Linked DNA regions of Homo sapiens: region 2 is linked to region 1. Evidence: chromatin loops called from intact Hi-C (ENCODE). Cell type or tissue: transverse colon. All regions are shown on one strand. Each heading gives the region's core, and the rest is flanking DNA. Links, peaks and the distances in the headings are about the cores only.

Region 1 (2,903 bases), core at 251-2,750:
TTCATTTCAGTGGGAACTTAATTTGGAGCTAGAGTGTTTTATTTAACTTTCACCACAAAGTTGCAAAGTGTTTTGTTTTGAAGTTTTTCCCTGTAAAATAAATATTTTAATTCAATTTAAATAAAACCCACCAAGGAAACCTTAAGCTTTAAGAAGTCTAGCTTCCTGTGAAATGTGAGAGGAAGTCAGCAATGATTTCAGAAAACTGATTATAACAATAGCTCCATCCCTAAATGAGGCGAACCTTGGAATCCCTTCCACTTTAAAGCCATCACTATGCACCCTATGCCTATGCTAGGCACTGGAAGAAGATGAAGCACCTTCTTGGAGTTTACATGCTGGTAATTATGCCAGACAGTAATAAAATAGGTAAGAATGGCTGTGGGGGAAGTCAGCTGGGTTCTAGTTACAGTCGCATTTCAGGAAATGATTTAACATGCTGACTCTAACAACCTAAGCCTCTTCTCTATGTGTGCACACGGGGTAGATCTCTGAAGGGTGACACTGTAACTTCTAGGGGAATGGCTGTGTTGAGTCAAGGCAGGATGACAGTTCAGCCTCCTCCCAGGCTAGTGCAAAGGGCTCTTCACTCGGATTAAAACCTTCTCTCCCAGACCGACTTGCCTACCCCCAACACCCCTCCTACAGAAAATCTGGAGTCCTCGCTCATTCCCTGGCAGCCCCTACCTAACAGGGTGGTGAATTAATTATCAAACATGCAACAAAAGATACCGAAAGTTTAGCGAAAATGGCAACATTTTGGAATAAATGATTGTAATGTGCGTCCTCCCTGCCACCCTAACTGGCACCCATTTTGCAGGTCAGTCGCTCTCCCTGGAAGGAAGAGTATTCTCGGATTTCACCTTGGAGGAGGAAGAGTTCAGGCTGCCAGAACTGGACTAGCACTTCTGAATATCCCGAGGCGAGGTCCTGTGACTTCCTTGGGAAGCTGTGCCGCGCCCCGACCCCACCCCACTTCACCCCAACAGGCCGCTGGAGTCCTGAGACCACCCAGGTCTGCGGCCCAAATCCTTCCTCACTAAGGGGAGGGGAGGGGTGTTCCAGCGGGGCGGGGCGGGAAGGGGACCTTGGGCGGGATTGTGACTTAAGATCGCCCTGGTGACATGGAGCAGATCTGGACCCCAACCTAATAAAGGTGGCGTAAATAAAGGTGTCATTAACGACGGGGCGGGGCGCGTGTTTGTCAGGGGCACGAGCGTCTGGAGGCTGCCAGAATGGCTCCCGCTCAGTGCACGGCGCCAGCGCATGTCATGTCCCAGCAGCGTCCCTGGGGCCCACGGCCCCTCCTCACGTGGCAACTATTGTGGCTACTAGTCCAGTAGGCTCAGCCTCTGGAGTGGATCAAAGACCCGCTCCAGCTGACCTCTAATCCCCTGCGGCCGACTGAGCCCTGGTCTTCCCGCTCCTCGCTCCTCCCATCTCCCGTGGGAATCTCCCCATGCGCTTACTCCCCCGGCAGACCCGAGGGGCTTTGATTACCTGGGGTCCTCTGCTACCTCGCAGATGTCAGCCCCGCCCCATTTGGTTCCATTCCTGGACACGGATTCAGCTGGAGAGCTGCTCCCGGGGCCAAAGCAGTTCTCTGCTGCACACCAGGATCTAAATGACAGGCTGATTCGACAAGAAAGGCTCCCAAAGGCGGTTCCAATGCTGGACTGGGATCAGAACCAGACCCTAGTTCAGCCTCCTCGCCTCAAAAGTAAGGTTCAAACTGCAGGTCTAGATCAGGCTGCAGATCATCAGGCAGATGAAATACTTGTTCCACCTCTAGACAGTAAGGATTCAAAAGCAACCAAGTTTATTGTTTCGCCCAAGAACAGGAAGAAAGATCTAGCTCAGCATCGGAAGCTTGCTAAGGCTGTTGGAACTCCACACCGATTTATATCAAAACCTTAGCAGAATGGGCCGGGCGCGGTGACTCACACCTGTAATCCCAGCACTTTGGGAGGCCGAGGTGGGCGGATCACAAGGTCAGGAGATCGAGACCATCCTGGCTAACACGGAGAAACCCCGTCTCCACTAAAAATACAAAAAATTAGCCGGGTGTGGTGGCGGGAGCATGTAGTCCCAGCTACTTGGGAGGCTGAGGCAGGAGAATGGCGTGAACCTGGGAAGCAGAGGTTGCAATGAACCGAGATCGCGCCACTGCACTCCAGCCTGGGCGACAGAGCGAGACTCTGTCTTAAAAAAAAAAAAAAAAAAAAAAAACCTCAGCAGAATGAATATCCAATTATGGATATACTGTATCCCGGCAGCCTGCCTCCAGAACTCTGGGTGAACTCAGATGAGCCTCCAGGACTGCCTGAGCAAGCTGGACTTTGTCAATTCCATCTAGAGCCCGAAACTCAAAATCCAGAGACCCTTGAAGACATCCAGTCCTCTTCGCTTCAGCAACAAGCCCCAGTGCAGCTTCCACAGCTCTCTGAGGAGGAACCTTCTCTAACCCATCAGGAGGCCCCAGCTCTGCCTTCACAGTCTCTTCAGGGGGTCTACTCTTCTTCAACAGAGCAGGAGGCCCCAGGACAGCAGCGACCTGCCTCTGAAGAGTTTGTAGCTCCGCCATTGATACACCACGAGGTAAATGTTCCATTGAAAAGTTGGAGTGAAGCTCAGCACTCATGCCCGCCCAATGTCACAGTCAAATCTGTGGATATGGAGCTTGCAGTAACTCTAGAGCCAGGTAAGGAACTTACGTCAAGCCAGGAACAGGCTGCAGCTCAGCCTCCAGGGCACCCCGAGGAGGTGGACTCTTCCTTAACCCAATTAGAGGCCCCAGCTCAGACACCAGAGTGCCCTGAGGAGACAAAACCTCCTGCAACCCAGCAAGAGACCCCAGCTGAGCCTCTAGGTTCTCCTGTGGAGGCTGAACCTTCCCCCAGTGA
Region 2 (2,903 bases), core at 196-2,695, 340 kb before region 1:
CCCCCAGAGCAGAGAAACTGGGGGTGTAGGGGTGGGAACTGAAGGGGAGGGGCATGGCAGGGGCTGAGAATGCGGCTGTTCTGGCCTGGGGGCCTGAGCCAGGCTGCCTACAGAGGAGCCAGTATGCCCAGACATTAGAGCTTTGTGAGTTGAAGAGCTTGGTGTGGGGATGGTTGTTTTGTTGAGCTGACATTGTTTCAGGTTGACTGAATGTCAGTGTCTTAGTGTCCAGGAGCCAGCTCTTTAGAACCAGCCAGGGTCTTGGGGAGAATGTGGCTGGGGCATCCTAGTCTGGATCAAGGAGGGGAGGGGGCTGTCCGTGCCCCGTGAGTGCTGAGCAGTTCCCTGTGGAGAAAACTGCAGAGGAGGAGTGAGTCCTAGCGTGGATACCAAGAGAGACGAGAGGAGCAGGCGCCCTTGCACCTTGGGGCCAGAGCAGAAGGGCCTGGCCAGAGTGGAGGATGGACAGAGGCAGGACAGGGACCTCTGGAGGCTGGTGCCTTCCTGCCAGGGCACTGGGAGCCCTGAGGACAGAGCGATCAAACCTTCATCCACAAAGGAAGAGTCAGGAGAACCATGGGGACCAGGAGGGCCCCGAGAGGCCTTGGGGGCTGGCCAGGCGGGTGGGGTGGGCCAGACTCACAGCTGTCCAGATGTGGGTAAGAGATAACTCTGTTTACTGGGCACCCAGTGGGAGCGGGGTGGGGGGTGTGGGAAGGGGCTCCCAGGGCCAGTGGGGCGGGCAGATTAGGAGGCGGGGGCATGAGTCAGGGGTTTGCGAGCTGCCCCTGGGGCGCTGGTGCTGTCAGAACGAGTGGGAACGTAGCTGGTCGCAGAGGGCACCAGCGGCTGCAGGACTTCACCAAGGGACCCTGAGGCTCGTGAGCAGGTGGGCAGGGCAGGGAGGGGCTGGGGATGGTCCTTCGGTGCCTGCCCTGAGGGCTTCTACAGGTGCCCAGCCTGAATCTATGCCCAGGTGGGCCAGGCTCCTGACCTCCAAGGGGGTGCAGGTGGGTGGGGTGAGAATGTTACCATGCATATGTTGCCCCTAAGGGAACAGGCCCATTGGCACCTGAAAAGAGGAGGGTGGCAGGTGGTCAATGGCAGCAGAGGTATGTGTGGCTCCGGTGCGTGTGTTGCGGGGGGTATCTGATCCCCTCCAGGTATGGGCCCTTGTCAGCTTGTTGGATCCCACAGGGTCAGGTCTTGTCCACCCCAGACTCCTTCCTTCCTAATGGGGTCCTCAGACCACCCCCTCTCCCACCTAGGAGGCAGGATGTCAGCTGACACAGTATCCCCTTTGGGACACTTCCAGGGGTCTACCTGGGGCACCTGGCTCCACGCCCAGCGTGGTCAGTATTGGAGGGAACTGCAGAGCCTCCTACCACATGAGAATCTCAAAACACTTAGCTCAGGCTAATTCCATGGGAACTGAGGGCAAATCAGAGGGGAAATGAAGATGGCAAGTCTGACTGTAACCCCAGCAGCAAGGGATAATGACAGCAAACATTTTCATAGCGCTCCTTATATGCTAGGCACTGTTCTAAGCCCCTTACAAATGTAAATTTCCTTAATGCTTACAACAGGTCTATGAGATGGGCATCATTATCATCACCCCCATTTTACAGATGAGAAAACTGAGGCACAGAGAGTTGAAGTCACACGCCGTTAGTAAATGGCAGGGCTGGGCTTTGAATCCAGGCAGTCCGACTGCAGAGTCCGTGATCTTAACAACTAACTCTAAACCAGCTAACAGTTGTTTTGTTGGAGGCAACTTAGCATAGTGCTTAGGGATGTGGCTGGAGTCAGGTAGTCCAGGCTGTAACCTGGCTCTGATACCTACCTGCTGGGTGGCTGAAGCAGGTAAATGTCTCTGAACCTCAGCTTTCGCATCTGTAGAATGGATTAATGACATTACTCTTCTTCCTCTTAGAATCCCCAAACCACTTCACAGAATGCTTTGGGGATTCTAAGAGTTAAGGCAGTACAGTTCTTTGTGCAGTTCGGGCTGATTACACAAAGGTGGTGCCATACCACTAGGAAGTTGTCCCTGTCATCTGGTCAATCCCCTCTCCCGCCGTGTCTTCCCAGCTGTGCTATACCTTCTAGGCTCAGATGTCCCGCTCACCCTTATCTGGCCTGGCCCTGGCCAGCTGGCTAGCTGGCCAGGTGTTTGGTGCACTTCCAAAACTTGGGGCAGCGATCTGGGTCCAGGCCCTTATCAGTGCTAGGCAGCACAAGGCCTGCAGCTGGGGGGCGGCCTGGCTGGCGGGTGGCAATCTGGGTCATGGGTGCGCCCTGTAAGTCTCCAACTGAGCTCAAGGCACCTCTGTTTTCCCCTCTTCTCTCTCACTGATGTCTCAGAACCCTGGCAGGAAGGCACTCCCATTGTACAGATGGGGTGACTGAGGCCTACAGGCTGGAAGCTGCCCAAGGCCCTTCAGCCAGTCAGTGGCAGAGAGGCAGCCTGGACCTCTGGATTCTGCAGCTCTGAGGGCCCCTCTGACCATTCCACTCCTCAGATAGGCAACCAAGGCCACAGTCCCAGCCCCATGGGTGGGACTTTTAGTACCTAAGGCTTAGACACCCTGGAGGCCTTAGCATCTGAGGCCTAAGAAAGTGCATGGGCAAGTCCAGAGAAGGAAGAAAGTGAATAAAGATGGAAGAGAAAGAGGAACTTTGGGAGAAGCAGAGAGGGAGGAGGAAAAAGAGAGAGAAGAGGTGGGTCATCAGGGTCCTCAGGAGCAAAGCCAAGCCCTGCAGTAGGGACTACCTCGTCCTCAGGTCCAGGACCCCTCCCCCGCACCCCATCACTTGCCCCACCTGCCAAGGCAGGGGTCTCTCCCATTCTCCAGTCTGGTGAGATCCAGTAATCCCCTCCCTACCCCCAGGACTGCAGGGTC

The links. Peaks named below come from ENCODE experiments on the same cell type or tissue, not always from the same donor. Only the 100,000 strongest peaks of a DNase experiment are listed, where the experiment ranks them.
Region 2: it touches region 1 in a loop (8-fold over the local background); 1 of 110 quality-filtered maps calls a loop at or near these places.

What each region holds. Positions count from the first base shown.
Region 1 is chr17:43,925,721-43,928,623 of GRCh38, reverse strand. It overlaps the pseudogene LRRC37A10P and LOC102724183. Among named protein-coding and RNA genes, the nearest start is that of FAM215A, 10 kb to the right of the region's middle. In transverse colon, for the core only: no CTCF peak of the experiment used is centred there; a DNase peak (open chromatin) is centred at 1,239; H3K4me3 peaks cover 1,081 bases; H3K27ac peaks cover 796 bases; H3K27me3 peaks cover 1,497 bases.
Region 2 is chr17:44,266,040-44,268,942 of GRCh38, reverse strand. It overlaps SLC4A1 (solute carrier family 4 member 1 (Diego blood group)), which reads left to right and starts at 808. Exons shown (of 20, transcript NM_000342.4): 1 at 808-889. In transverse colon, for the core only: no CTCF peak of the experiment used is centred there; no DNase peak of the experiment used is centred there.